Linked DNA regions of Homo sapiens: all the other regions are linked to region 1. A link is a loop called in an ENCODE intact Hi-C map of the cell type or tissue named here. Cell type or tissue: mammary epithelial cell. All regions are shown on one strand. Each heading gives the region's core, and the rest is flanking DNA. Links, peaks and the distances in the headings are about the cores only. Region 1 overlaps DCLK1 (doublecortin like kinase 1). Region 2 overlaps DCLK1 (doublecortin like kinase 1). Region 3 has its middle 37 kb from the start of CCNA1.

What was found. Peaks named below come from ENCODE experiments on the same cell type or tissue, not always from the same donor. Only the 100,000 strongest peaks of a DNase experiment are listed, where the experiment ranks them.
Region 2: a loop joins it to region 1, with 8 times the contacts of the local background. A loop is called at or near these places in 2 of 110 quality-filtered maps.
Region 3: it touches region 1 in a loop (11-fold over the local background); 6 of 110 quality-filtered maps call a loop at or near these places.

Annotation. Positions count from the first base shown.
Region 1 is chr13:35,973,225-35,983,830 of GRCh38, reverse strand. The region is part of intron 3 of DCLK1 (doublecortin like kinase 1); the gene reads left to right. Among named protein-coding and RNA genes, the nearest start is that of DCLK1, 150 kb to the left of the region's middle. In mammary epithelial cell, for the core only: a CTCF peak has its summit at 5,131 (motif pointing left); no DNase peak of the experiment used is centred there; H3K27ac peaks cover 535 bases; H3K27me3 peaks cover 120 bases.
Region 2 is chr13:36,083,459-36,094,064 of GRCh38, reverse strand. All of the region lies in intron 3 of DCLK1 (doublecortin like kinase 1), which reads left to right. Among named protein-coding and RNA genes, the nearest start is that of DCLK1, 43 kb to the left of the region's middle. In mammary epithelial cell, for the core only: a CTCF peak has its summit at 5,785; no DNase peak of the experiment used is centred there.
Region 3 is chr13:36,389,841-36,400,446 of GRCh38, reverse strand. No RefSeq gene overlaps it. Among named protein-coding and RNA genes, the nearest start is that of CCNA1, 37 kb to the left of the region's middle. In mammary epithelial cell, for the core only: a CTCF peak has its summit at 4,971 (motif pointing right); a DNase peak (open chromatin) is centred at 2,216.

The DNA of each region.
Region 1 (10,606 bases), core at 1,595-9,594:
TCCAGATTGCAGTTCGTTGCTGTCTCCTGTATTCACTAGTTCTCTTTTATGCCAAGAAAAAACTTTTTTAAAAAATTTCTTTGGGTACACAGTAGGTGTATGCATTTATGGGTACATAAGATGTTTTGATACAGGCATGCAATGTGAAGTGATTACATCATGGAGAATGGGGTATCCATTCCCTTAAGCATTATCCTTTGTGTTGCAAACAATCCAACTATATTCTTTTAGTTATTTTAAAATGTATAATTAGGTTATTATTGACTATAGTCACCCTGTGGTGCTATCAAATAGTAGGTCTTATTCATTCTAGAAAAAACTTTCTGATGGAAGGATTCAGGCCCAGGAGTCCCCACTGAGCCTGATTCCACTCATGCACTTGGTGATGGAAGGACCAGGACATGGTGAGCAGGCCCAGCAGGTGTTTGGCCAAACTTGGCTCCTAGACAGAAGTGCTTTCCAGAGATTAACATGCTCCACCAGCCTTACAAAAGAAAGCCTTATGGAAGGGATTTCCTGTCCATCTCTTGAATTTTCTGAAGAGTTCTGGGTTGGCTCATGCCTGTAATCCCAGCGCTTTAGGAGGCTGAGGCAGGAGGATCACTTGAGGCCAGGGATTTGAGACTGCAGTGAGCTGTTATGGTACCACTGCACTCCAGCATGGGCAAAACAGTGAGACCCTGTCTCTAAAATAATAATAATAATAATAAAGAGTTCTGGACCCTACAGGAAGCTTGATAGGTAAAGCAGACCAAAAAGCAATTCATGGTCGGGTGCAGTGGCTCACACCTGTAATCCCAACACTTTGAGAGGCCATGGCGGGAGGATCACTTGAGCTCAGGAGTTGGAGACCAACCTGACCAACATGGTGAAACCCTGTCTCTACTAAAAATTCAAAAAAATTAGCCAGGTGTGGTGGCGGGTGCTTGTAATCCTAGCTACTTGGGAAGCTGAGGCAGGAGAATGGCTTGAACCCAGGAGGTAGAGGTTGCAATAAACCAAGACCATGCCACTGCACTCCAACCTGGGTGACAGAATGAGACCCTTTCAAACAAACAAACAAAAAAAAAGCAATTCACACTAATCAATGGACTTTGAACCTTCCTAATCATTTGTAACGTTCCGCAACAGACGTAACTTAACAATCAGGTTTTAGATTTTCGAAAAATTGTATTCCAAATCCAAAGATTGACAATGAAGCATCGCTTGTGTTATTTATAGTAATTTTTGTTTTGCTTTGTTAATGTTCACATTGTGATCTCACTGTGGGCCCACTCTGGTTTTAGAAATTAATGGAACTTTAGGTATCCTGACTTCACTAAGTTGAAATTCACTTGAATCGGTTGCCCTTTCTCCCTCCCTCCCTCCCTCCCTCCCTCCCTCCCTCCCTCCCTCCCCCTCTCTCTCTCTCTCTCTCTCTCCCTTTCTTTTCTTTTCTTTTCTTTCTCTTGAAATAGGGTCTCACTCTGTTGTCCAGGCTGGAGTACAGTGGTGTGAATCACTGTTCAGTGCAGCCACGAACTCCTGGGCTCAAGTGATCCTCCTGCCTCGGCCTCCCAAAGCAAGGGGATTACAGGCACGTGCCACCAGACCCAGCCTTGTTCCCTCTTTCCTTTGTGAAAAGTGCCTATCCCAGGGGGCTGTGACCTCACCTTAACTCTCTTCCTTTCTGGCCCAGGATCCCTCCGGGTGGGTGTGGTGAAATCTTAAATGAACAATGCATTTCTATAACCATCAGGTACTACTGCAATATTTTATAATTAGAGCTCTCAAAAATTCATAGAATTTCAGCCTTGGGAAGAGTTTAAAAAAATACATGAATGAAGGGTTCTACCTCACACCCACTAGGATGGCTAGCATAAAATAATCAGAAAATAACAAGTGTTGGCAAGGATGTGGAGAATTTGGAACTCTTGTACACTGTTGATGGGAATGCAAAATGGTGCAGCCACCATGGAAAAGAGGGTGACAGTTCCTTAAAAAATTAAAAATGGAATTACCTTGATCTAGCAATTCCATTTCTGGGTTTATACCCAAAAGAATTGAAAGCAGGGTCTCAAAGACATATTTGTATACCCATGTTCATGGCAGCATTATTCACAACAGCCAAAAGGTGGGAGCAACCCAAGTGTCCATCAACAGAAGAATGGATAAATAAAATGTGATATATAATACAATGGATGATTATTCAGCTTTAAAAAGGATGGAGCACAGAGGATTCTTAAGGGCAGTGGAGCTACTCTGTATGATACTCTAATGGTGGATCTGTGTCATAAATTTGTTCATAGAATGTGCAACACAGAGTGAACCCTAAGGTAAACCATGGATTCTGGGTGGTAGTGATGTGGCAATGTAGGTTCATCAGTTGTAGCAAATGTCCCCTCTGGTGCTGGATGTTGATAGTGGGGGAGGCTGTCTGTGTGTGGGGACAGGAGGTCTATGGGAAATCTCCATCCCTTCCTCTCAGTTTTGCTATGATACTAAAATTTCCCTTAAAAAAAGTATATATTTTTTAAAAGCAAGGAAATTCTGACACATGCTACAAAATGAATGAACTTTGAGGCCATTATGCTAAGCGATATAAGCCTGTCACAAAAAAAAAACAAAACACTTTTTATTCCACTTCTATGAGATACCTAGAGCAGGGGTCCCCAACCCCTGGTTAAGAACTGGGCTGCACTCTTTTGATTAATGAAACCTTATAGCATTATGAAATGGCTCTCTTTGTTCCTAGCAATATTCTTTTCTCTGAAATCTACTTTGTCTAATATTATTATTACCTCTTTGGCTCTCTTTTGATTAGTGTTGGAATGGGATTTTTTTCCCCCATCCATTTACTTTTAACCTATTTGTGTCTTCATATTCAGGACTAGGGCTGGGCATGGTGGCTCACACCTGTAATCCCAGCACCTTGGGAGGCCATTGTGGGCAGATCACTTGAGCCCAGGAGTTTAAGACCAGTCTGGGTAACATGGCAAGACCCCTTCTTTAAACAAAAAATTACATTAAAAAAAAAGAAGAAGTACTGGGCTGCACAGCAAGAGGTGACAGCAGGATGAGTGAGCATTACTGCTTGAGCATGCCAGGGATTTAGGTTGCATACTCCTTAGGAGAATCTAATGCCTGATGATCTGAGGTGGAATGATTTCATCACGAAACCATCCCCGCACCCAGCCCACGTCCATGGAAAAATTTTCTTCCAAGAAACTGGTCTCTGGTGCCAAAAAGGCTGGGGACCATGATCTATAGTATTCAAAATTAAAAAGACAGAAAGTAGAAGGGGCTACTTCTACTTTTGCTACCATGATCTACAGTATTCAAAATTACAAAGACAGAAAGTAGTTGCCGGGGGGAACACGGAGTCCGTGTTTTGTTTTGTTTGACACAGGGTCTCCCTCTGTCAGGCTGGAGTGCAGTGGTCGATCTCTGCTCACTGCAACCCCCACCTCCTGGGCTCAAGCCATCCTCCCACCTCAGCCTCCCGAGTGGCTGGGACCACAGGTGCGTACTACTGCACCTGGCTAATTTCTGTATTTTTAGCAGAGATGGGTTCCACCATGTTGGCCAGGCTGGTCTCAAACTCCTGAGCTCAAGCAATCCTCCCGCCTTGGCCTCCCACATTGCTAGGATTACAGACGTAAGCCACCACACTCAGCCAGGGAGTTCATTTTTAATGGATACAGAGTTTCATTTTCACAAGATGAAAAGAATTTTGAAGACCAGCGGTGGTGATGGTTGGACAACAATGTGAATGTTCGTAGCACTGCTAAACTGTACACTCAAAAATGGTTTAAGGCAGGAGATCTTTATGTTATGTGTATTTTACTATGGAAACAAAAAATAAAAGTGTATCTCCTATTGGTCCCAAGTAGATGGGATTTTGTTATATTTTCAACAGCACACTTTGAGTTGTAATATGTTTTTCCCAGAATCACAGAAGAGCCAGTGTGCTCAGGTCCAGCTGACTTAGTGCCAGAGCTGCTCAGAGAATCCTTCATGTCCAGTTGAAGAGGAACCAGGCCGCCTGCATGTGGTTGCCTTTGCGGAGACAAAGGTCATTTTCAGCCCTTATTGCAGGGTACCACATTGCAAAAACTCACTGCTCTCCAGCTGTTAAGATTTGAATAAGGTAAATGACCGTGATTGGCCTTTCGCCACTGGGATTTGTTCGCAGTGAATCATCAGCACTTGACTGAGGAGCCAGCTCAGCATCTTTTTAAAAGTAAAAAAGAAAATTCAGTTCCTTCCCTTTTAGCCAAAAATGCTATGAGTCAGTACTTTGGCACTGGGAGTGGAAAGCAGTGAGAAACGAGTGGGCCTTTGGGATCTGACGGGAAAGGATAGCTCTGGGACAATATTGTTTATGGATTGGCTGTCATGCATTTGCCAAGCAATGGCAGTGGCTGTTTAGAAGCTTTCTGCGCCTCACCCCATTCACATGTCCTCTTTCTGGCTGTCTCAGTTCTGAACCCCATGCAGAGATCAGCTGACATCCCTTGTCTTCCATGAAACCTCATTGATTAGTCCTTCCCCGGCCGGGTCTTCTGAATCCCGGGCTGTATTCTTTTACTTTTAATAGTCATTGGAAAGTCGCTTGGCACTTCGTTGACAGCCCTTGGGCTACTGCCTTTTTGTGGGTAAGGGTTGTCTTCCAGGTGGAGAATATTTCTCCAGACCAAAAACATAGCTTCTGTTTTGTGGCCTCATGGCTTAGCAGAGATCTGTATGTGAGATTGGGTACTGGGAACAGCTTGGCAAGTTATTAACCTCTGCAGAGCTCAGGTTTCTCATTTTAAAAATAAAGACAACTACCATTAAAGGAAGATCGTGTTTTCAGGATTAGATAAGACAATATAGGTAGAGCACTTAGCACTGTGGCTGGTGCTCAATAATTGGTGGTTATTACTCTTACTAGTAAGGTAATAGGTGTGTATTCTGTTTGGGAGTTAACCTGAGTTTACTACCCTTTTAGAAGATAGTTCCATCATTCCGATAATTCATGCCGTTGTCATTTTGTAATATCTTTGTGTGAAATGGGGCCTTACAGAAAAAAAGGTGTGGAAATCTAACGTAATCTCTTGTCAGGGTAAGTGTAAATTTGAGTTTCCTGGAGGTCTAGTGACACCAAGTGGCGAATTGTGATATTACATGTTGGTTGTTTGAGAGTGTTCAAATTCTATTTCATTGGTAAAATAGCAAATTATTCTGCTGTGTATGATTTCTGAGTTTTCCTCTCTTAATTGTAATCTAGTATTGAGTGAGAATGGAAAGAATATTATAAGAGTACTACATTGTAGACTTATTGAATGAAAAACTGGAATTCTAGACCGGGCACGGTGGCTCACGCCGGTAATCCCAGCACTTTGGGAGGCCAAGGTGGGTGGATCACTTGAGCCCAGGAATTTGAGACCAGCCTGGGCAACATGGTGAAACTCCATCTCTACTAAAAATACAAAAATTAGCCGGGCGTGATGTCGCGTGCCTGTAATTCCAGCTACTTGGGAGGCTGAGGCAGGAGAATAGCTTAAACCCAAGAGGCAGAGGTTGCAATGAGCCGAGATCGTACTACTGCACTCCAGCTGGGTGACAGAGTGAGACTCCGTCAAAAAAAAAAAAAAAAAAAAAAAGAAAAGAAAAGAAAAAAAAAACTGGAACTCTAAATTGCACAAAGCAGAAAATCGATTCTTAATGTGCAAGTGTTTTCTTCATGTATTATTTATATCCTGTCAACACAGTGACATATTTGAAATTGACACCAATTTGTAATGGATCGTTAGTAATACTTCCTTAATATTTCTTTCAGGGACAATGACATTCTGCTTATTATCTACCCAGTCTGTAAAGAAAGCTGACATTTGAATACTCACAGAGCTCTTGTTGACAATGTAATTGTGCCCACTGTGTAGAGAACGTTAGTCCTATTAACTTATGATGGCTTCCGAACCTTGACTTTCTTCATGGGGAAAGAAATGAGCAACTTTCCATTATTTGCTATGCCACCGAGACAACATCTGGGCCTGGAGTTAGTGCTTGAACATGGAGCTGTTCTTGGGTGTATGACACCATTCTTAGGTACTGAAGAGCAGACCAGAGTTGATGAGCTGGGATTTTCTAAACCTAATCATTTGTTCTCAGCCTTCTTCATGTCACTGCCAACATTCATCTCTGGCTGTGATCTGGTCTTGTAGGTAATTTCCTCATTCATTATTCAAGGTATTGTGTGGAATTAAAAAAAAAATAGCCCATTAGACCCATCAGAATACACCTGATGACCAGTATTAAATGTGTGCATTTCTGTACTTTAATTAGCAAATACCTAATATTGGGGCAATGGAGAACCATGTGCTTAAGTCAAAAGGGCTTCGTGATAGTCATTCACCAAAATATACCTCCTCAGAAAGAGTCCTTGGACTCACCAATCCTTTGCTTGCCCTCAGGCCACTTATTTGGGGTGAGCTGGGAGTGGCTGACATACCCTTCCCTCCTGCCCACCCCAAGGAAGGAGCGCAGAAATGCAGACAGCAGATTGCTCAGGGGGAAAACTTGCCCAATCTGCCCAGACACTCTGAGTTGGGAACATAATCAGCTGGCATTTATGAGGCTCATAGTTCTGTATTCAGCTTCCTGATATGCATGAAGTAACTTATATATTTGGAACAGTTGATAAAATTTGAATTTATCTTTCTCTCTCTGTATATATATACACACACACATACACGAAAAATACAGCATTTTATTTTTGTCATTTCTTAACATCTGGAGTGGATGCAAGTTTCACAAATGAAGCTTTTTGAATTATTTCTGATTTAATTCCTTAAATAATATAATCCAGATTCCACTAAGGCTTAAGCTCTCTATATCCTTCCTGAGGCTTTGTTAATTCTTTGAGGACACTGTGCTGATGATTGTTAATGCCGTGGTCTGTTCATTTGTGTGACTGAAAGTGTAACTTAGTGCAGCGTCCAGCCAGGCATGCCTCACTTAAAACCTCGGAGAAGGCCGGGCGCGGTGGCTCACGCCTGTAATCCCAGCACTTTGGGAGGCCGAGGCGGGCGGATCACGAGGTCAAGAGATCGAGACCATCCCGGCTAAAACGGTGAAACCCCGTCTCTACTAAAAATACAAAAAAAAAATTAGCCGGGCGCAGTGGCGGGCGCCTGTAGTCCCAGCTACTTGGGAGGCTGAGGCAGGAGAATGAAATGAACCCGGGAGGCGGAGCTTGCAGTGAGCCGAGATCCCGCCACTGCACTCCAGCCTGGGCGACAGAGCGAGACTCCGTCTCAAAAAAAAAAAAAAAAAAAAAAACCTCGGAGAAGCTGAAGTGCTGGGAGGACCTTTCTCAGGGTCACTCACAGAATTCTGCCTCGAGTTCACAGGCTTAAGCATCATCTGCTAAGGGTTCACCAACATCCCTGCCCAGAAGTGTTGCTGAGGCTGTTAGGGAGGAGACGGTGAGCACTGTGCCAGCCTCGGCAAGATGCTGAGGTGGCAGTGTGGCCAGGAGCTTCCATCTGGGCTGCAGCTGCTCCAAAGTCACCTCTCTCTCTGTAGCATCACGTGCCTGTGCTGTCCTTCCTTACTTGCCCACGCCCTTCCTGGACTGATCAGAACTGGTCAGGACTGACCTCCTTTCTCCTCCCAACCTGCCTCCAAACCCACCCTACAATGCTTTGAAAAAGAACCCTACCCGCATGTCATCCTTTGGGGCTGGCTTGGAACCCCGAGGAAAACAGTGAGCTCAATCTGCTAAACAATTGATGCTGTGGGAGACTAGAGGAGTTCCCTAGAGGACTGGCTCCCCTCTGTGTCATTGCTTAGTGGCCCAGTGATAAGCCACAGAGGCCACTGCCATTGAGGAAATAGGTCGGAGGATGTGGTCCCCTGACACATTACAGGGAGGCTTGCTTTGGCTTTGCAGCTGGTAGTGCATTGTGGAAGTTTTCAAATCACGAGTAGATGGCCACTTTCAGAGTGGATAGGGCTCCCTACCCTGTTGAGTTGGCACACAAAAGGCAAGGGAGCGTGGCCCAGATGTCATTAGACATCAGGTTTCCACTGGTAGGAGATCCTTCTGGTGATTTCAGGTGAGTTAGGGCAGAGCCATGAAGGAATCAAGGGAGGAAGCCTGAGCAGATCTGTATGATGCCCCAACCCAAGATTTCCTAGGGAAAACTCATCCCCGTGCTCAGGGCACAGTCGTGCCTCCTCCTTTTGTCTCCAGTTTCTGAGCCGTTTTATACAAAGTCATGCTGCCAGAACTCTGGTAGCAAGTGGGGTGGGGGTGGGGTGGCCTCCAGCCCCTTGATCTCACCTTGGAGCTGGTGGAAGAGGATAGCGTCCTTCGTGGGCTGTGTGGTGGGGACTTGTCCAGGAACAGGGAGTGGACCCTCAGTGTCGCCTCCCTGCACCTTGTTGCCCTTGTGTTTCTGGCACCCCAGGTTGGCACCGTGACCAGCTAGATGGTGCCATGAAATGAGGTCTCCAGCCTGATGCAGGTCAGACCCCCTTTTCTTCTTTTCAGTGGCAAAGGTGAGACTCATCTCTGGTTCTCCAGAACAGGTCATAAGTGTTTTTTCCTGCCCAAGCCTACTGGTCCCTCACACTGTGTCCTCTGCCTCGCCCACACCACAGGCTGCACCTGCCCTCCTGCTCCTGGATCTAGGCAGCTCAGTGGTGCTGTTTCTGCAGCATGGATGGATTGGTGTAAGACCTGACCTAGTCTTTGGTCATGTAGTGTTTACAGTTGTGCACAGGTGTTGTGCCCTTGGGGACCTTACACAAGCTCTGCCCTCACTTTTTTCACAGCACACTAAGCATGGAAATGGCACCTGCCTCAAAGGGCTGTTGACTGAAATGAGATCATTGAGCTGAAGTTCTTAGCACCATTCCTGGTATGTTCATTTTCTAGGGCCTCCATAACAAAGTACCACATACTGGGTGGCTTAAACAACAAATATTTATTTTCTTACAGGGCTAGAGGTCAGAAGTCTGAGATCAAGGTGTTGGCAGGGTTGGTTCCATCTGAGGCCTCTATATTAGTTTGTTCTTACACTTCTATAAAGACATACCTGAGACTGGGTAATTTATGAAGAGGTTTAGTTGGCTCATGATTCTGTGAGCTGTACAAGCTTCTGCTTCTGGGGAGGTCTCAGAAAACTTACAACCATGGCAGAAGGTGAAAGGGAAGCAGGTACACTTTACATGGCCAGCAGGAGAGAGAGAGCAAGAGGGGAAGCGTTACACACTTTCAAACAACCAGATCTCATGAGAACTCACTATCACGAGAACAGCAAGGGGGATATCCGCCCCCAAGATCCAATTACCTCACCATGTCCCTCCTCCAAAATTGGGGATTACAATTCGACATGAGACTTGGGTGGGGACATAGAGCTAAATCATATCAGCCTCTCTCCTAGGCTTGCAGGTGGGACACCCTCCCCTTGTGTCCTTACACGGTCTTCCCTCTGCATCTGTCTGTGACCAAATTCCCTCTTTGTGTAAGGACAGTAGCAAGATCAGATTACATCCCACCCCACTGACCTCATTTTAAAGTAATCATCTGTGTCAAGGTCCTCTCTTCAAATGCAGTCACATTCTCAAGTACTCGGGGTTAGGAATTCAACACATGAATCTGAGGGGGGCTCAATTAGGCCTGTGATCTCTAGCAAATAACAAATGCTCAACGAATGTTAGTTACTTTTTCCTGGGCAGTTATTCTAAACTTTTGTCATTTTGTTTTATTTGTTTTATTTTCTATTTCTATTTTTATATGTCTATTTGCTACTTAGTAAATGACCCTTCCTCCTGTATTTTTTTGCAGAAAAATGAGGTACCAGGGCATAAACTTATTCAACTTACAGAATGTTCTTCCCTCTCCTTTGCCCCAAACCTCACTGACATCATCCCTTTCCTGCCAGTCTCAGAAAGGGGGGTTTCTCTGTCCCTGCTCCAGGTTCATCCTCACTCCTCTGTGCTCTGACCTCCTCCAGGACCATGAGCCAGCCCCTGCTCCCTCTTCCTCACATCTTCAGTTTTCTGCCATCTTCTCCATCCTTAACCTGTCTGCAGGATCAGGTTCCCCGTTCCTTGACCCTGCCTGTCCTTCCAGCAGCTGAGCTCTCTCTTTTTTGCCTTTTCTCATTGGAGCTTTTGAAGGAAAAGCCTACATTCTGTTCTCTTCTTTTTGTCATTCATTCATTTATTCATTCATTTGTTGAGCACCTTCTTTTTGCCAGCACTGGGCTAGGCATTTGGAATCTAAAGATGTGTATTCATAGTCCCAAGACCAGAGAAGAAAACAGATCATTGTAATATAATGAGGTGTGTGGCATGCCTTGTTAGAGAGGAGCCCAGTGGGCCCTATAGGAGGACTTAGGCACATCTGGCCCAATCAAGGCATAGACCGAGGTGCGAGGTGCAGGGGAGAGCTTCCCAGAAGAGGGCCCTGCTCTGAGTCCTGAAAATTAGATGGGCCATGAGCAAGGGGAGGTCTTCCCAGGAGGGGCAAAAGCCTATAAGCAGGAGGCCTGGGATCCTCCAAGTGGGTGGTATTTTCTTTCCTCCCCTTTGCTCCTCAGCTCACTGACCTCTGCATGTGCCTCGCCAT
Region 2 (10,606 bases), core at 1,565-9,564, 110 kb before region 1:
GTCTAGTCATTAAAAAAATTTTTGGCTGGGTGCCTGTAGTGCCATCTACTAAGGAGGATGAGGCAGGAGGATCACTGGAGTCCAGGAGTTTGATACCATACTGGACAATATGGTGAGACCCCGTCTCAAAATAATAATAATAATTTTTTGTGCTTAAATCATATATTTGCCATATAAATTAAAATTACCTGAAAATATGTAAGACAGGTTGATTGGGAAGAACAAACTTTGTCTTTATATTCCACAAATACTATCTAAGCTCTATTAATGTATTTCTAATTTTAAATATTTTATTTTAAATAACTATCACTAAAAAATGTCAAAATTATTCTAAAATTCCTTAGGGTATTTGAGAGGCTAAATAGTTCTGTGAAGGAATTCCTGAAAGAAAAAAAAAGGACTGGAAACATAGGGACATGGATTGTAGTCAGGTGATTGAATGATAATGTGCTAGCAATGACTTTGGGAATATCGAGGTCCTCAGGGGTCTCTAGCATGGTACTTTGCTTTGACCAGGTGCTTGGTAAATGTTTGTTCATTAAAAGAATTTATGTATATAATATATGGTACTTTAATCACACGGTGCTGTTTTCATTTAAAAACATGGAAGTCATGGTCTACTATATGGAAACTTAAGTAGGTGATTTGTAGCCACCATGGGAGCCCTTGGCTGGGAGATTCACTGTAGCAAATATCCTTTCACAGATCCAAGACCTGGTAGTACTGAATGAAGTGATGGTTTTACCCACATGATGACTTCTGTCAATCAAAATGAAAAATATACCCACTTTCTTATTCCTACCGACTTCTTAAATAATTTGCCAATCTGTTGCAAATATGGTACACTGCCAATTTTCAAAGTTAGCTATGTGAGCAGTCCTTCCTCCAATTATAGGACCAGTTACATAATGAAGGTTTGATGTAGAAGTAAGGATTTCAAGAACAGTCTGATGCTTGGCATAGAAGTAAGGATTTCAAGCTGCAGTCTGTTAATAGTTTTGAAGTATTGTTATTATTTTTGTCTCTTATTCGGGAAGGCCTAATTATCAGTGATGTTAACAATACTTTCCTCTCCAAAGCCATTTTTTTCTTTTTTTTTGACTTGTCTTATTTTCAAGCTTCTAAAATTCAGATTATACCTATTTTGTGCAGCCTGGGCTCTTGCCTAACATGCAAAGGATATTTAGACGGTAGAATTCATAGAATTTAGTAACTGATTGGATATGGGAAGGAACAGGAAGACGTGAAGAAAAGGAAAAGGAAAGAAAACGCCTCTCGCGGCCGGGCGCGGTGGCTCACGCCTGTAATCCCAGCACTTTGGGAGGCCGAGGCGGGCGGATCACGAGGTCAGGAGATCGAGACCATCCCGGCTAAAACGGTGAAACCCTGTCTCTACTAAAAATACAAAAAATTAGCCGGGCGTGGTGGCGGGCGCCTGTAGTCCCAGCTACTTGGGAGGCTGAGGCAGGAGAATGGCGTGAACCCGGGAGGCGGAGCTTGCAGTGAGCCGAGATCCCGCCACTGCACTCCAGCCTGGGCGACAGAGTGAGACTCTGTCTCAAAAAAAAAAAAAAAAAAAAAGAAAACGCCTCTCGGATAAGAGACATGCCTTGGGCAGCAGGGTAGACAGTAGTTATATTAAAAGTTAAATAATATAATAAGCATAACAACTAACAGCTATTCAGCTATTTGCCGTTGTGCTAGGAACTGTGTTAAGCACTTCATATGCATGATAAAATTTAATCCTCACACCAACTCTAGAAGGTAAGTACTATTTTTTTCTCTTTTACAGATGAGGAAACTGAGATTTAGAAGGGTTATATAATATGTGTGATATCACACAGCTATAAAAAAAAAACCTCAAGAGCCAGAACTCTTAGACATTAGTTGTCTTCCGGTCAGAAAAATAAAGCAGATTTGGAGTTGTATATGGTCAACAGTATCATAGCTGCTAAGTAATGAAATAAAATAAGGACTGTCTGACAACAGTATCACGTGCTGCTAAGTAATTAAATAAAATAATTCATTTAATAAAATACTATAAGGTATTGGCAAGTAGAAAAGATGATGAGAGGACATTCTAGGCAAAATAAACAACATAGAACATTGCCCTGGGCTAGGAAAGCAAGACAATTTGTCCAGAATGATGACAGCTGTATTGGATTTGGGGAGGGGTTGTGCTCAGGGCATAGGAACTAGGAACACAGATAAATGTGAAAAAGTAGTTAGAAAATGATGCCAGTAGTGGGGGAAATGGATAGCTATCGTTGGGAGTGGGAGGGAGGACCCAGATGAACAAGACACACAGCAGCCTTCTTACTGTCAACTTCAAGTGCTTTATCATATGACACATATCACGCTAGGAATGGTGGCTATTTTCTTTATCTACCTTGACTCATATATCACATATATTTATACCTCTGGGGTGTCATGACTGAAATAAATTTTCTGGACTAACTTTATAAATGTATAGAGAAGCAGACAGAAGAAAGAAGCAACTTCTCTGAAGTTTGGGTTATTTTCCATTTTGATGGCCAAATGTAGATTAAAAGTTGAAAGTCATTCATCACATAACAAGCCCTTACGTGCCAAGTATTGAGGATATGAAGATGGGTGAGTTATGGTCCCTGCCCTGAGACACTCAGAGTACAGCCCAGAAGATGAGCATTTTTTAAAATTTATTATTTTTTAAATTTTTTTATTTTACTTTAAGTTCTGGGATACATGTGCAGAACGTGCAGGTTTGTTGCATAGTATACATGTGCCATCATGGTTTGCTGCACCTATCAACCTGTCATCTAGGTTTTAAGCCCTGCATGACTAAAACACCAAAAGCAATTGCAACAAAAGCCAGAATTGACAAATGGGATCTAATGAAACTAAAGAGCTTCTGCACAGCAAAAGAAACTAGCATCAGAGTGAACCCGCAACCAACAGAATGGGAGAAAATTTTTACAATCTACCCATCTGACAAAGGTCTAATATCCAGAATCTACAAGGAACTTAAACAAATTTACAGGAAAAGAACAACCCCATCAAAAAGCGGGTGAAGGACATGAACAGACACTTCTCAAAAGAAGATGTTTATGCAGCCAGCATTTTAACCAGTGGTTTATAATGCCATGGGCTATGTGCCCAAGGAGATTGTACTGAGCCATGTGACAACAGTGCAGGAGAGGGACTGGCTGTTGCATGGGGTGGAGTGGGGTAGGGTGGGGGCTGGGACACAAGACCAAGCTCATGATCATGAGATCCTCATTGTGCTCCCCTGCTGTTTCTCTGAGCTTTCACTGACCTCACGAGAGCATTCGCCCCCGTATCCAGTGAGTCATTCAGTGGCTCCTCCGATCTGCCCAGAAATGTTTTGGGAATCCAGTTACCCTTCTCCACGCATGCGTTCAAGCTCTCACGGTGGGCCTGGACCCTTGCAGAAGTTCCCTAGCTGATCTCTTTGCTTCCTGTCTCTTTCCTCTCCTACCTACGTTCTGTGCTACCTCCAGAGAGCTCTTTCTAAGAACAGAGCTTTTGTCCCAGCGTGGCGTGTAAAATCCTTGGAGATATTGGCCTCTTCTCCCTTTCCAGCCTCACTTCTTGCCATTTTCCCCTGTACACCCTAAGTCCCAGTTCTCCAAACAGCTTGTTGCTTCTAATACTAAGTGTCTGTGCCATCCCATTCTGTCTGCCTGGATGCCCTCCAGCTGATCTTTTCAATGACTCCTCTAAGAAGAAGGGCTCCTCGGGGGTATTTTGAAAATATGCCTGTGAATAGAGGATGTGCGTCCTTATCGGACTGTAGGCCTTACATTTGCTGCTCTGAGAATTTTCATCCAGAAAGATCTGAATGTCCAGACCCAAAGAAAACTATTTTTCTTTTTGTCTTTATACTTTGCCAGAACAATAAATGTCAAATAACTTTCCTTTCCACATCGATAAGCCTACAACTGTTATGTCACCCCACTCTAAAGTAAGGCTTGCTTTATAATGTATTGGAGGGCATGTCGTAGTTTATGAAGGCAAAGTGCATTAAATTTTTTAAATAGTGCTAGGTTATTAACCTAATGCTTATTCCCACAATGCATGTGGCACACTTGGGGACCATAGGAATTGCAAACGCACATCTGGATTACTAAGATTTGTTAATCCTCTCCAATTGATGTGAAATAATGATTAGTCACCAGGAGAGTAAAAAGCTTTGGTTCCCTCATGCTGCCAAATGGAGATCAAAGTGCCATCAACACTTCGCATTAGCTATTGTTGGAGCCACTCTTGTACCAAAGGAAACAAGATTTTGTCTTGTTTTGTATTTGAAATATTGGAGGAAAAAAATCAAATTAGAGCTAGATGTTATTGGTGTGAGGCAAGATTCAGTGACTCAGAAACATAAAAGGAAGTTGGAGAAAGTAAATGACCAGAACTGCCTGTTGTATATTTCTTGGTGCAAAGAAAAAAGAAGATGCTTTTGCCAGAGAATGGAGGTGGAAAGAAGAGAGTGATGGGAAACTTTAAATAAATGGGAACACTTTGCAATGGACAACCCGGAGTTCCTGTTCGAGGGTGGTCCTGCAGAGAAGTGTCATGAGAGAGTGGAATAGTTGAGTGCTGCACAGGAAAGAAACATGGGCTGAACTTGGAACCAAGGTTATGTTTCCAAAAATAGAGTTATATTAACTGCACAAAGCACATAGATTGAGGAAAGCCTGTGCTTCTGTTCAGGCCTAGCAGGCCAGCAGGTCTCTAGGCCATCTGGCCTGTTTCTCCTGGGTTGCCCAACAGTTTGTAATGTGAGGTTTTCTCATCAAGTAGAGGAGAGCTTACATATTTATTCGCAGATATGTGACATTGTACAGAGGAAGAATGATTCGAAATGGGGCAGAAATCAGGCCCATTGAAGACGCTAGAAAAAAAATTAAAACCGCTTCCGAAGCATTTTAATGAGTCTGGCAAAAGCCATTTTGAACTAATTTCAGACTTTTCACCTCCAACTTGAATATAGAAATTGCACCAATGATGATAAGTAGATTGAGAGAATTTTTTTAAAAAAAAGATAGAATAAAATTTTGTTTCTTTTATTGGTTATTGGTATTTCATCTGTTTTTTAAAAAAGTATTCAGAAAAGTTTAGAATCCAGAGGACCATTGAAACAGAGATTAGTGGTGGGAAGGAGTGAAATGTCTGAAGAAATGGTTGTGCTACAAAGGTAGGCTAAGAATAGTGAGTGTTCTTGGGTTATTATGAGCTAAGACATAAATGGAAATGTGGTTGTCATGGGGACTATTTGCAGTAGAATAAAGTATTTTGGTTTGTCAAGAGAGATAGATCTTTTTCTACCACTAATGTTAAGGTTCCACCCTCCCTGGAATCTCAAGGTACATCGGGAACCCCGGCACGTCTCGCAGACCCACTGGCTGGCACTGCCACTCCACTGGTGTTCTGGGGCACGAGGCTGCCTGCTGTCCTGTAGGGCACATTTGCCATCTTACAACCTGCTTTCCCAGGATGTAGTTCTCTACCCTATGCCACTTCTTTCTCAATACAGAAAAGAGCCTGTCCTTTCATTTCCCACAGCATAGCTGAGGCCAAATCCTAACATTTAAGCTTTCCAGAAGGCTTTTACATAAAGGAAGAATGAGAGAACAGCCTTAAGACTGGACCCTACATGAGGCTGCTCCTGAAGTACAGAAGCCAGCTTCTTCTCTGGCACTGAAAGCGGGCAGCTCACCTGCTCACAATGGGAGTGCCCTTCTCATCCCTCACTGGACTCAGCCCTCAGTGCCTCCTCTTCAGCTGCAGAGGGAGTTTTCCTCAAAGGATATGGTCTGCAGCACCAGCCACACCTCATCTGAAACACACTTTAATTATTATGTGGACAGCTCACTCCTCCTAGTCATCAACCTGCTATTCCAGAATCCAGCAGTCACTTAACCTTTGCATAACCACTAGGATGTAAAGTATTTTCCCACTATACAGGAGAGATCGGTTTCCACAGGTGGATTTTAGTCTTCAATGATGAAGAAACAGGAAAACCACATGTAACTTGGCCATTTTCCCACATCATGGTTTTAAAAAACATTGTTGTTTAGACCCAGCCAGAGCATCCTATGCTCATGGGCACTCTAGTGCTACCCAAGACTTCCTTAACATTTTTGGTAAAAACAAAGCCACAGGTTTTGTGCCTCTTGCCCTCTTCGTCTCTGACCACCTTCCCTGCCTTCCCCTTGTTTCCCAGGGGTCTTAGTCTTATCCTTGGCTTGGGAGAATAGTGTATCCACAGCAGGATAGGTGTTTCTAGTATTGGGAATCCAACTGACCTTTGCCCACTCCCAATCAAACCTGTCCCTTGTTAGAAGAGAGTGGAGAGGAGGGAGAAGCCTCCAGGAGTCTTCTTGGTGGGAAAAAGGTATGGATATCCTCAGAGCATTTCCTGCATGCCAGCAATCCACATGGCCTGTTTTCCAATCACATCTTTGCACGTCCAAACTGCCACTAGGCTGCAAATTTCTCACAGTCACAGGATGGGTCATTTCATGTTTCTGTGCTCCACAATGCTTGACTCTAAGAGATACTCAGAAATTGATTACCAAACGAATACCTAACACTATCTCCTAACTCTTTGTTAATTACAACATAAGCGAAAAGATCACAGACTCCTTTGCAAGGGTTTATTTTTCCTTTTAGCAATACCTGTGCTTGAAGATAAATGCCCTGTTTTGTTGTGTACTTTGCAGTCCACCTGTGTAGACATGTAAACAGTCTCTATCATGTAGAGTGTTTAAACAGCTGTCCGGGCACTTCTCAAAAGAAGACATTCATGCAGCCAGCAAACATGAAAAAAAGCTCATCATCACTGGTCATTAGAGAAATGCAGATCAAAACCACAATGAGATACCATCCCATGCCAGTTGGAATGGCGATCGATCATTAAAAAGTCAGGAAACAACAGATGCTGGAGAGGATGTGGAGAAATAGCTTTTACACTGTTAATGGGAGTGTAAATTACTTCAACCATTGTGGAAGACAGTGTGGCGATTCCTCAAGGGTCTAGAACCAGAAATACCATTTGACTCAGCAATCCCATTACTGGGTGTATACCCAAAGGATTATAAATCATTCTACTATAAAGATGCATGCACACGTATGTTTATTGCAGCACTATTCGCAATAGCAAAGACTTGGAACCAACCCAAATTCCCATCAATGATAGACTAGATAAAGAAAATGTGGCACATATACACCATGGAATACTGTGCAGCCATAAAAAAGAGTGAGTTCATGTCCTTTGCAGGGACCTAGATGAAGCTGGAAACCATCATTCTCAGCAAACTAACACAAGAGCAGAAAACCAAACACCGCATGTTCTCACTCATAAGTGGGAGTTGAACAATGAGAATACATGGACACAGGGAGGGGAACATCACACACCAGGGCCTTTTAGGGGCAGGGGCGAGGGGAGGGAGAGCATTAGGACAAATACCTAATGCATGTGGGGCTTAAAACCTAGATGACGGGTTGATGGGTGCAGCAAACCACCATGGCACATGTATACCTATGTAACAAACTGGCACGTTCTGCGCATGTATCCCAGAACTTAAAATATTAAAAAAAAAAAAAAAAAGCTGTTGAGGAAACATTTTATTTCCAGCTGTAGTGCCAGCCAGTAATGTTGTCTGAGGCTGACTTCTCTTGGGACTGATTCTCTCTCCTGTGTGCTTTGTCCTGACACCTGAGTTCAGCTGAGGTGTTCTGGAGCCCAGGGGACCCCTGGTGGTACAGAGCAGACTCCAGAGGGCTGGTGTAGGTTGTGTTTTAAGTCACAGAAACAGCTCCTGACATTGACTTGGTTTGTCGAAGGAGCTAATTAAATAATGCTAATAGCTGGCAAACAGTGATGTCAGATGGGTAAACAGTGACCCTGGCTGCTGAGTTGGATGGGGGAAGGAAGAAAATGAGAGAGAGGGTCTAAATGTAGCCAAGGAAGGATGAACCTTTTATATCTCATGCAGATTAATAATAATTTTTATTAAAAGTGTCTAACCCTGTGGTGAGTGCCACAAGATTTGGTTTGTGGAGAGACTTTTCTTTAAAGATTTCTTCACAGAAGTAATCTATTTTATTATTGGGTAACTAATTGAAAATAAGCAATATGCAATGAAATATTTGTCTGGGGGTTCCTGACTGTTTATTCAAAGTTGCCAGAATGCCAAGAAAGGGGAATCCAAGGATAGGTGAAGGGAGAGCTTCAGGAGTCAGGGGGTCTCTTGGTCTGCCCATGTGTCTCTCTTTTTGCCCTTTTCAAATCCTCTCCAGCCTTCCCTCCCAGGGAGCTCGCTATGCTTAATGGCAGACTGGTATTCTCTCGGTCTACCCCAACTATAATTTTGCTTGATAACATTCAGGGTGTTGGTAGCTATTTCCTCAGTCACAAAGAATAGTGTGTGGTAATTTAGAAGCTTGATTTCTGATAGAAAAAATTAGGGAAAATTACTGCAAACATGAGCAGTCATGGGAACCTCATGGTTGAAGCTTTAAAGCTAGTTATTGATGGTCATTTTTGTCTTTGGGGACAGTGGCACAGAGCTGGCTTCCAAACTGTATTCAGGTTAGTAATTTTTATCTCTACTAAAGCAATTTGCAGAATATGTGCAGTATAGCTTTTTTCATAATTCTAAAAAAACCCAACCTTTGGATTATATACATTTAGACAAAGGTCTGGAAAAAAAACACAATAAACTGATAGGAGATGTTACCTCTGAGAAAGAAAGTGGGATTGGAATCTACAAAGGGTCCATTTGCTTTATATTATTTGAATTGTTTACAGCATAAATGTATTTTAAATATAAACATTAAAGTTAAAAGAATCCAGAGACAACTTTCAGAGCATATAGGCATTTGTTTCAAACTTCTCTGGGGAGAAAAAATTAGTGTATTTGATTTACATAATTTGGAGATAAAAATAATTATTTTAATAATATACTAACTTTGAGTTTCCTTGGGCATATTTATAGTACCTAAATTTTCTAAAGTGGATACTTAAAACATCTGTTATTAGTAATCTATCTTTGGCCACATGGTGGTAATGAGAAATTTGTTTTCCTTGAGAGACAATGTATACATATTTATGGAGTACTTTTGTTTTCAAAGTCTCATCTTGATTTATATAACCACATGATATTTTTTGAAAATGGTATAACAATTTTATTTCTGATGGGAAAGTACTTATATAAGTCTATCCTAGGAAGTTAAAAAGCTAAAATGGGTGCCATATAACCAGTAGCGAAGGCCATTTGCATTGGTTTGTTGTTCTTTCATCAGTTTTTACAAACTTGCTTGGTTTTGTCTGTTTCTCTTAATGTGACATACGGATCCCTTGTTGGTAGTCTTTCTAATAGAGATTTAGTGGGAGTATAGATAATGGCAGAATGATTGTAGCTTTCACAAGTGTAATTAACTTCTTGTAAAGTACAGTTCTTCAGGACAAATCTTGAAATAGAATGACTATTTCCAGATCTGGGCTTTTGTCCCCCTCCTTTATAATTCAGTTCTTTTCACTTCTGTGCTGTCAGTTTAGTGATTCTTCAACAAGACTTCCCAAACTTCAAATTTGTTTATATCTTTTCTGTTTAGCTATTTCTTTTTATCAGATTATACATAAGTGTTTTTTAAATAGCTGCAAGGTTTGACCCTTGTGTGCCCGGTGATTGTACGTCAGTCATTTGAAAAATCAGACGCTCAGCTGTCGTCCCTGTGGTCCAGTTTCTAAAACCAAGAATCATGAACTGTCTGGGGATAAGGGAAATGGAAGACAAACCGAGCTACTGTCTGTCTGCTGATTCTTGCATCTAGTGTTTTTCCTTACCTTTTCATTCTGCCAGGGCGGGGAAAAATCATTCAAGGATGTTTACTGACATTTCTGCATGTTTTTGAATGCCTCAGGAATTATTTGACTTTTCCTTTGTGATAATCTAATCCTAAGTGTCTGTTTGCTCCAATGTATTTTTAATAGCCAAGGGACAAATACATTTAGTTTTCTTCCTTTTGATAAAAAGTTGTTTGAGAAAGGAAAGTATCAATTTGACCGATTTCTATTATTTTTCTAGCACATTCTAATTATGTTATAAAAATAGCAACAGCAAAGTAACTTAGAGAAATCCAGGAGGAAATGAACCTGTTGACTTGGAGGATATATATTCATATATCACTAATCCTGTGTTTAATAGAATGTTTCTTAAAGAAAAAGTTTTCTCTTCCTAGCTTAGAATGGAAGACCAATGGTAGGGGTAGCAAGCCCCTACTAAGCACCTACACCACAGTGGATGTCACAAAGTGGGTCTTCCATAAATATTTGTTGAAATTTTTAAAAAATGAATGGGAAAACTCAAGGAAAAAGATTGTTCCTGGAGGAATTCCTTGGATGATTTATTTGTTATTTGGCGATATGGATCAGCTGGAATGTGAATAATACAATTGCTTGTTTCTTAGAATCTATTCCACTTTCAATCTTTTTGAGTCACATTTGTAAGATTTACAGTACCTATGTTTTGATGATTGTATGGGCACCAATAAACAGTAGAGGACTTGTTTTCTTATAGCCATTTAAATTTTAATTATC
Region 3 (10,606 bases), core at 942-8,941, 420 kb before region 1:
GAGGACACCAAAAAATATAAAAATATTCCAGGTTTATGGATTGTAAGAATCAATATTGGTAAAAAGTCCATACTACCCAAAGCAATCTACAGATTCAATGCAATCCCTATCAAAATACCAATGACATTCTTTACAGAGATAGAAAGAACAATCCCAAAATGTATATGGAGCCCCCAAAGACCCATAATAGCCAAAGCTATCCTAAGCCAAAAAAAAAAAAAAAAAAACTAGAGGAATCACATTACCTGACTTCAAGTTATACCACAGAGCTATAGTAACCAAAACAGTATGGTACTGGCATAAAAACAGATACATGGACCAATTAAACAGAATAGAGAACCTGGAAACAAATCCACACACCTACAGTGAAGTAATTTTTGACAAAGGTGTCAAGAACATATACTGGGGAAAAAGACGGTCTCTTCAATAAATGGTACTGGGAAAACTGGATACCCACATGCAGAAGAGTGAAACTAGACCACTATCTCTGGCCATATACAAAAATCAAATCAAAATGGATTAAAGACTTAAATATAAGACCCCTCAAACTAGAAAACTAGTACAAGAGCACATTGAGGAAAATCTCCAGGACATTTGTAAAGCTTTCTTGAGCAATACCCAACTGGCACAGACAAAAAACAAACAAACAAACAAAAAACAAAGCAAAACTGGACAAATGGAATCACATCAAGTGAAAAAGCTTCTGCACAGCAAAGGATACAATCAATGAAGTGAAGAGGCAACCCACAGAATGGAAGAAAATATCTGCAAACTACCATCTAACAAGGGATTAAAAACCAGAACACATAAGGAGCTCAAACAACTCTGTAGGAAAAAAAAATCTAATAATCTGATCAAAAAATGGGCAAAAGATTTGAATAGACATTTCTCAAAAGGAGACATACAAATGGCAAACAGGCATATGAAAAGGTGCTCAACCTCATTGCTCATCAGAGAAATGCAAATCAAAACTACAATGAGATATCTTCTCACCCCAGTTAAAATGGCTTATATCCAAAAGACAGGCGATAACAAATGCTGGTGAGGATGTGGAAAAAAGGGAACCCTTGACCACTGTTGGTGGTAATGTAAATTAGTACAACTACTATGGAGAACAGTTTGGAGGTTCTGCAAAAGAACTAAAAATTGAGCTACCATATTACCCAGCAATTCCACTGCTGGGTATACACTCAAAAGAAAGGAAATCAGTATATTGAAGACATACCTCCATTCCCACATTTGTTCCAGCACTGTTCACAATAGCCAAGACTTGGAAGCAACCTAAGTGTTCATCAACAGACGAACGGATAAAGAAAATATGGTATATATATTCTTTATAGCTGAGTACTATTCAGCTATAAAGAGAAGAATGAGATTCTGCATTTGCAACAATGTGGATGGAACTGGAGATCATTATGGTAAGTGAAATAAGTCAGGCACGAAAAGACAAATGTCTCATGTTCTCACTTATTTGTGGGATGATGATATTGAAAAAGACTTCAATAGAAAAGGTACTTCAAGGCCTGCAAGGAAAATCAAGGGCATTCCAGGCAGAAGGATGCATGTGCGTCTGGAGGCTGAGTGTGAAATCATGTGATGTGAGAGGAATCTCAAGAAAGTTTCACATGGCCTTAGCATGAGAACAGAGGAACTGGGGCCACAGCTAAAGAGATGGCTGGAGAGAAGACAAGGGTCAACTCATGAGACATTTGGTTTTCTGTGCTAAAAAGTTTAGGCTGTAGTACATGGACAGGAAATCACTGGAAGGTTTTTAAGCTGGGAAGTTACATCATTAGATTTGACTTTTTTATCACCTGCCATTATTGTGGTCAGTGAAACGTGAGACTGGATTGGCAATTGAAAACTAGATATATAGCAAAGATATTGAATCATACAAGAAAGCATCTCAGATTTGGGGGATAAGGCCAAAAAATCTGACCATATAACATCGAAAATGTAGAAAATTCCCAAAATTCTGATGAGATCAACCAATCTCAAAATAAACACTTTTTTTAATCAAACAATCTTAATAAAGAAATTTAATGGATATATCAAGGAGACCAAATAGGTCCTTCAACTATCTAAGAAAACAACAGGTTAATGAAGAGGATTCAGTATTTGAATTTGTGTTTCCAGAGTTGTGAAGAACATTAGTCACTGATCAGCATCTTACTCCCTTTATTCTACCTCTATGCTCAGCCTCTGATTCAGTCTTCTGGGAGGATTCCAGGAAAGCATGCCCTGAGCAAATGACAAATGGTAGGTCTCACATTATCCTGTCAGTGCTCCCATTATAAATTAAAAACTTGGTCTTCAGGTTTATGAATTAGTCTCCCTTTTGGTTTGAATAAATTGACTCCCCAGGATTGATTTCTTTCTTTCTTTCTTTCTTTCTTTCTTTCTTTCTTTCTTTCTTTCTTTCTTTCTTTCTTTCTTTCTTTCCTTCCTTCCTTCCTTCCTCCCTTCCTCCCTCCCTCCCTCCCTCCCTCCCTCCCTTCTTTCTTTCCTTCCTTCCTTCCTTCCTTCCTTCCTTCCTTCCTCCCTCCCTCCCTCCCTCCCTCCCTCCCTCCTTTCTTTCTCTTTCTTTCTTTCTTTCTTTCTTTCTTTCTTTCTTTCTTTCTTTCTTTCTTTCTTTCTTTTCTTTCTTTCTTTTTTTTTGGAGATGAATGGGATCTTGCACTATCACCCCAGGCTGCTCACTGTAGCCTCGAGGTCTTGGGCTCAAACCATCCTCTGGCCTCAGCCTCCTGAGTAGCTGGGACTACAGGCACATGACACCACATGCTAATTTCATGCCACTCACGATGCTAATTTTTTTTTTTGAAGAGATGGTCTAGCTATGTTGCCCAGGCTGGTCTCGAACTCCTGGGTTCAGGCGATCCTCCTGCCTTGGCCTCCCAAAGTGCTAGGATTACATGTGTGAGCCTGGCCTCCCCTTCAGGATTTCATTAACTTCAAATGAACTTGAAACATTTATTTTCCTGAGTCTAACAAAGCTGAGAACCAAATCTCACCTTGTGATTTCATCCAAGATGATGCTTACCTGCCAGCAAGTTTCTCCTTGGCACTGGTGTTATTATCTAAATGTCCTAAGAATAAGCCATCTTACTATGAGAGCCACCAGGCTATATCCAACTCTGTAGCATGAAGAAAAGCATTCAGTGGTAGGTCTCTGAAGTTCTATTCCTGAAGCACTGTATTCAAATTTTGCTTGGTTGAATAGTTAATTGCCTTTTACCCAACCAATCAAAGGCTACATTTTATAACTCACTGGGAGAATTTTACAGGTGCATATTTTGGATCTACGGGCTTTACATCTGATGGCTTTAAAATAAGTCAGAACCATAGTCATCTTGACAATTTCTGTTTATTATTCATGGTCGGGGATACTGTATAGTAGCCTCCTGCATATTTTAATAAAATGTTCATGAAGCAGTTTTAAAATTTCCATTGGCCCCTATTTCAAAAATTTTAACATTTACTTTTAAATATCCTCAAATTTGTCACTTTGTATCAAAAAGTAGATTTTTAAAATAATTCAAGGCATTTCAAACCCCATCAGTCAACCTCCCCAAAGAAGCTGCAACCTTTGTGTGTAATTACATTTCAATGGCTAAATCTCAACAATTCTCCTTAGCTATATTACAAGACCTTTACGATACCAGTTAATTATCAGCTTCAGATGGTACATTAATCTTGTCACTTTTTAAAGTTGTTAATGAGCATGATATTCTGTAAATACCAATGCTTAAAACAAAAAATTGTATTAAAAAGTTTTTCATCCCAGAAGAATCGCCAAGATGCTATCACATTTCTTTCTTTCTTATTTCACAGCTTTAGTATTAACTAGCAAATACCAGCTGCGTAGTTGGTCAGTACTTCACTGTCCTTTAATTCCTTTCCCAACCCACACACCATTTTCAACACCCTCTGCCTTACCTACGTGTCTCTTTATTCCACTGTGTTACATCCACCCTCATATTTCCAAACTGGATCAACTGCTGCTGATTTTACAACTATTGACATATTGCAATGGTGAAATGCAATCGCATTATTCTAGGACATATGATCATGTTAAGGTTTAAGTAGAAGGTAGAGGATTTTTCCTGCTCCCATAACATCTTATAACCCCAGTGATTTCTCACTTGCTCCTGATACCTTTTCTCCCTCATGGGACAGGGCCTGGTTGTAGGGAAGTCAGAGATGGTATCATGAGTGGCATAAAATTCCACTCAACTCCAGACATTTATTGAACTCCACTCTCTGTGCAGCTTGTCCTGGCATTGTGGGCAAAGAGGTGCAAGCCTCTCTCTTTAAGATCAAGCATAGACACTCCATCCTTGGTAATGACTAATGAGAGCTTTGGGAGACCATCCAGCTAGGAAAGAACTGCTATTCAGGCAATACTTGTCATTTTCCTTCTTGAGATAACTGAGTCTTTTATTATGATGGGACCATAAAAATGTTTTGAGCCTGGGCACAGTAGCCCATGCCTGTAATTCCAACACTTCGGGAGGCCGAGGGGTGTTAGGGATCACTTGAGCTCAGGAGTTTGAGACCAGCCTGGGCAACACGGCAAAACCCTGTCTCTACAAAAAATAAAAAGTTAGCCCGGCATGGTGGTGCATGCCTCTTGTCCCAGCTACTCAGGAGGCTGAGGTGAGAGGATTGCTTGAGCGTAGGAGGTGGAGGCTCCAGTGAGCCATGATTGTACCACTGCCCTCTAGCCTGGGTGACAGCACAAGACCCTGTCTCCAAGAAAAAAAAAGAAAAGAAAAGAAAAGAAAAGAAAAATCCTTTGAGTGGAGAAGAAATAACCATATCTGTATTTGAAGAACGTAAATAAAGTCACCAGGAAGCGTGGCTTGAATAGAGCTGAAGGAAGAGGAAACTGCAAAAAAGGCTATTAAAATAGTTCTGCAAAGAAATCAACTAAGGGCTGAAGTCAAGCAAATTATCACTAGAGGGCAATAGAGTTATTACCCAGTACATGTTTACTGTCTACCCTATTTCCTAAGGGTGCCTCCTGAGACTCTCACAAGAAAAGGCAGATTCCATAGTTAAGAAATGTATCATACCTCTTTTCTTAAACACTCAGATCACATATAAGCCTTTCAAAGTTCTCTTAATTCTTGCAGCAAAGAAATCTACTTAACTTTATTTCTGAAACACATTTAATCATATTTTTTTCTATGAAATGTTTATCAAAATTATTCTGAGTTTTCCATGGAAAATTATTTGAGAAACCATAATAAATGCTATTTTAGGCTTTGAGAGAAACAGGGAAATCAGTTCTGACTTTGAAAAGTATATATTTTTGGCCTGGGCACGGTGGCTTACACCTGTAATCCCAGCAGTTTGGCAGGCAGAGGTCAGGAGTTCGAGACCAGCCTGACCAAAATGGAGAAACCATATCTCTACTAAGAATACAAAATTAGGTGGGTGTGGTGGCGCATGCCTGTAATCCCAGCTACTCAGGAGGCTGAGGCAGGAGAATTGCTTGAACCCGAGAGGTGGAGGTGGAAGTGAGCCGAGATGGTGCCATTGCACTCCAGCCTGGGCAACAAGAGCAAAACAACGTCTCAAATAAAAAACAAAAAACAAAAAAAAACAAAGAAAGAAAGAAAAGTATATATTTTACATATTATACATATGTCAACATTCAACAATATATGTATGATACAATTATCAGACAAAATAAATGGTATTAAAGAGGTAAATCTTCCAGACTGGAGAAATAAGGAGCTCAACAAATACCTTCCTCAAATGGTAACAAATAAAACTGAACAAATTTTTCAATAAAACCATTTCAGGATACTGGGAATTAACCAAAAGCACATAAAAATTGGGAATCATTTATTTAAGAAAAACTGCTGAACAGTGAGAGTCTATAGCATTTCAGCCCAGGGCTGCTCTCATCCCATCTGCCCTGTACCCCAGCTCCATCAGCCCTTAACGTTACCAGGATAGGGCAGGCTGTGAAAATATACTTTGCCAAAGAGGGCTGACTTTATGTGAAGCAGAGCACAGAAAATCCCCATGCCCTTGGGCATTGTTGGAAACTGTAGTGAGCTTGGAAGCAAAACAGTGAGTAAGGCCTAGTTGCAGCTAGCCTCAGGTTGCCATCCTGGTGGGGGCAAATAGCAGATCAGCAGGCTTGCAGCCAGAAATTTAACAGAGAGATCAAGGGCATGAGACAACCACAGTAGGACTTGAAAAGTCTCCATATATCCCTGATGGCCTGGAAGGCTCTGCACTGCAGAGACCTCATGGATGCTTAGAAGGGACCAGGGAGGTCTTAGCTATTGACGTATCCCTTGTTGCATAAAAGGCCTTACACAGGTGTGTCACATACAAACAGCAAAGCAAGCTAAGGCCAATGCCAATGCCAAGGCTTGACTGATTTGGCTGGTAGACACAAGTCACTTCCAGATTCATTTTACTACTTACATAGACAGCAAAAAAAAAAAAAAAAAAAAAAGAGTAGCTAGCTCCCCAGGTACTTGTCATACACATCATCTGGATAGCCATATGCAGAAGATTGAAACTGGACTCCTTTCTGACACCATATACAAAAATCAACTCAAGATGGATTAAAGTCTTAAATGTAAAATCTGAAACTATAAAAACTCTGAAAAAAAACCATAAGAAACATCATTCTAGACATAGGCCCTGGCAAAGATTTCATGACAAATATGCCAAAAGCAATTGCAATAAAAACAAAAGTCAATAAATGGGACCTAATTAAACTAAGGAGCTTCTGCACAGCCAAAGAAGCTATCAATAGAGTAAACAGACAGCCTGCAGAATGGGAGAAAACATTTGCAAACACACCTGACAAAGGTCTAATATCCAGAATCTATAAGGAACTTAAACAAATTAACAAGCAAAAAGCAAACAACCCCATTTAAAAGTGGGCAAAGGATATTAACAGACACTTTTCAAAAGAACACTTACACGAGGCCAACAAGCATATGAAAAAATGTTCAACATCACTAATAATCATTAAAGAAATACAAATCAAAACCACAATGAGACCATCTTACATCAGTCAGAGTGGCTATTATTAAAAAGTCCAAAAATAACAGATGCTAGTGAGGTTGCAGAGAAAAAGAAATGCTTATACACTGCTAGTGGAAATGTAAATTAGTTCAGCCACTGCGGAAAGCAGTTTGGTGACTTCTCAAAGAACTTAGAACTACCATTTTACCCAGCAATTCTATTATTGGGTATATACCCAAAGGAATATAAATTATTCTACCATAAATACACACACACATATATGTTTATCACAGCACTATTCACAATAGCAAAGACACAGAATCAACCTTGATGCCATCAGCAGTAGACTGGATAAAGAAAAGGGTACAAATACACCATGGAATACTAAATAGTCATAAAAAAGAATGAAATCATATCCTTTGCAACAACATGGATGGAGCTAGAGGCCATTATCCTAAGTGAATCAACACAGGAACAGAAAAACAAACACCACATGTTCTCACTTATATGTGTGAGCTATACATTAAGTACACATGGACACAAAGAAGGGAACAATAGACACTGGGACCTATTTGAGGGTAGAGGGTGGAGGACGGTGAGCATCAAAAAACTACCTATTGTGTACTATGCTTATTACCTGGGTGACAAAATTTGTACACAAAACCCCCATGACATGTAATTTATCTATATAACAAACACATTTCCTAAATAATCCATGGGTCAAAGAAGAAATCACAAAGGAAATTAGAAAATATTTTGGCTGAATTAAAACAAAAATACTAAATTCCAAAATGTATACGATTTGGCTAAAGCTGTGCTTAAAGGTAAATTTACAGCCTTAAACACCTATATCACAAAAGGTGAAAGATCTCAAATACAACAGCCTAAACCTCTACTTAAACTAAAACTAGGAAAATAAAAGCGAATTAAAGCAAAAGCAAGCAGAAAGAATAAAATAATAAAAAGCTTAAATTAAAAATTATGGTGTAAAGGCAGGGTGCAGTGATTCACGCCTGTAATCCCAGCACTTTGGGAAGCTGAGGCAGGTGGATCACCTGAGGTCAGGAGTTCGAGGCCAGCCTGGCCAACATGGTGAAACCCCATGTCTACTAAAAATATAAAAATTAGCTGGGCACAGTGGCAGGCACCTGTAATCCCAGCTATTCAGGAGGCTGAGGCAGGAGAATTGCTTGAACCCAGGAGGGAGGTTGCAGTGGGCTGAGATTGTGCCACTGCACTTCAGCCTGGGTGACAGAGTGAGACTCGGTCTCAAAAAAAGAAAAAGAAAAGAAAAATCATGGTTTAAGGATAAACATCTAGATCAATGAATTGGAACTGAGAGTCCAGAAATCAACCCTTACATTTATGTTCGATTGTTTTTCCATGAAGCTACCAAGACATTCAATGGGAAAAGCACAGGCATGTCAACAAATGGTTCTGCAATAATTGGATACCCACATGGAAAAAATATTGACCCTCACCTTATGCCATAAACAAAACCTATCTCAAAATGAGTCACAGATCCAAATATGGGAGCTAATACTATAAATCTTCTAGAATAGAACATAGAAAAAAAAACATAAGGGCAGAGATGGGGTGGAGGCTGGACAGCCTGAGGATCTGTCTCTCAACTCTTCTCAGGCCTTGTATGGGTTAATTGCAGATCAAAATAGGTAGAGGTCAAAGAGCAAAGCTGTATAGTAAAGATTAATAATGGTAGCAGGTTATGGCCATACTTTGTGTTGTGCTTTATGGTTTCTTGAATAAAGAGGGATGCCAGGATATTTAGGAAGAATTACACAATGACAGTTTGGATTGGTAGGTCAGGTATGTGGCCCTAAATATGGAACAAACTATAATTGCGTGTTAATGAAATATTGTGCCAAAGAATATACCAGAAAGATATTGTTGATGTATTTAATCCACAAAATAGGAGGAGAGGATGCAATAGTATGTAGCAACAATTGCTTTTTTTACTTGACTTTATTCAACAACTACTTATAAGTGGGGTGGTCTGCCTTCCTGAGTTTACATTCGGGAGAGAACAGACTGGTGTAAGGAGTGATGCAGATTCTTCTGATTGGGGTAATGTTTTCATGGATCCACAGAACTGGGTGGCATTAGCTGCTAATGTTGTATCATCCATCCAGGGTTATACAAAATGTCTTCTTTCATTTTTTTTTCTTCATTTGAGAGGTTTGCAATAGTTAAGTGACTGGCCTGAAATTGCCTAGTGTGGTAGGCTGAATAATGGCACCCCAAAAGTGCCCACGCCCTAATCCCTGGTACCTGTAAGGAATGTTACCTTACATGTTAAAAGACTTGGTTGATGTGATTAATTAAGGATCTTGAGTTGGGGATGCTATATGGGTGGGCTCAGTGTAATCACAGGAATAACCTCGTAAGAAGGAACAATAAGAAATGTTGAGTATCAAAGCAAGAGATTGAAGTGATGGGAGGAAGTGGTGATGGGCCAAGGAATGTGGCCACCCTCTAAAGCTGGAAGAAGCAAGGAGCAGATTCTTCCCGGGGGATTCAGAAGGAACCAGCCCTATGGATGCCATGATGTTGGAGCCCTAAAAGACCTATCCTGGGATTTGGAACTCCAGAACTGTGAAGAGAATAAATGTGTGCTGTTTTAAGCTACTAAATTTGTGGTCATTTGTTATAGTGGCCAAAGGATAACTAATGTGCCCAGGAAATGCTCCTATTCAGTATTTTCATTGCCTGAGTAGGGTTGATGTGCTGCTATTGAGCACCCATAGAGCTTGTGTTATTTTCTTGCTGAGAGCTTCCAAAATCTTCACATCATGAGGTAGGTCTTATAGTGAATCCCAGGCCTTTTATAAAGATAAGGCAAGAAGTCTGCAAAAGTATATGGATTAGAAATTTTCTTTCCAAATTCATGGCTACAAAAAGAAATGTCGAGTTTTTTAGTTGCCTATATAGTCAACCTCTTTGTGCTTGGACAAATTTTTAGTTACTCCTTAACCAATTAGCATTCTTGTATTTAAGGATGGCTAGGGTTTCATTTAAAAGAAAAAAACTTTGGAGACTTCAAATGGGATGGATGCAATGGACTCTGAAACTATCTTGCTATTCTAAAATCCCGTTTCTACCAGGGACCAGGGATAGTCTTGTTTTCCACAGCTGCTTTATAGTATAAACAGCCAAAATACAACTTACGTTGTAGTTCCTAACTAATAGGCTCATTTTTTGCCTCTAATAAATCCTAATGCAATAATCATAGATTTCCTTTTTGTTGAAATCCCTATAGCCAATTTCCAATGGATACAGCTGAGACTGAAAGAAAATTGAATATTCTTCTGCAAGTAAGATTGTAAAGCTAATTTCCCTAATGCCCTATAATTCACATAAGCCAAAGTTAACAGATTATACATATTCAAATTTCAGAATTCTAGTGATTAGTTAGGTTTCCTGATAAAGCTTCATAAAGAGAAAAGAAGAGCAGTCAATTCTATTTTGGATACACAAATTGCATTACAGTTTAATAAAGATTTTTTTTTCTACAAAGTTTTATCTATGCACATTGTTTGAGGTAGACGTGGAAAACTGTATCAAAGAATCAGAGAAACTTCCTAAG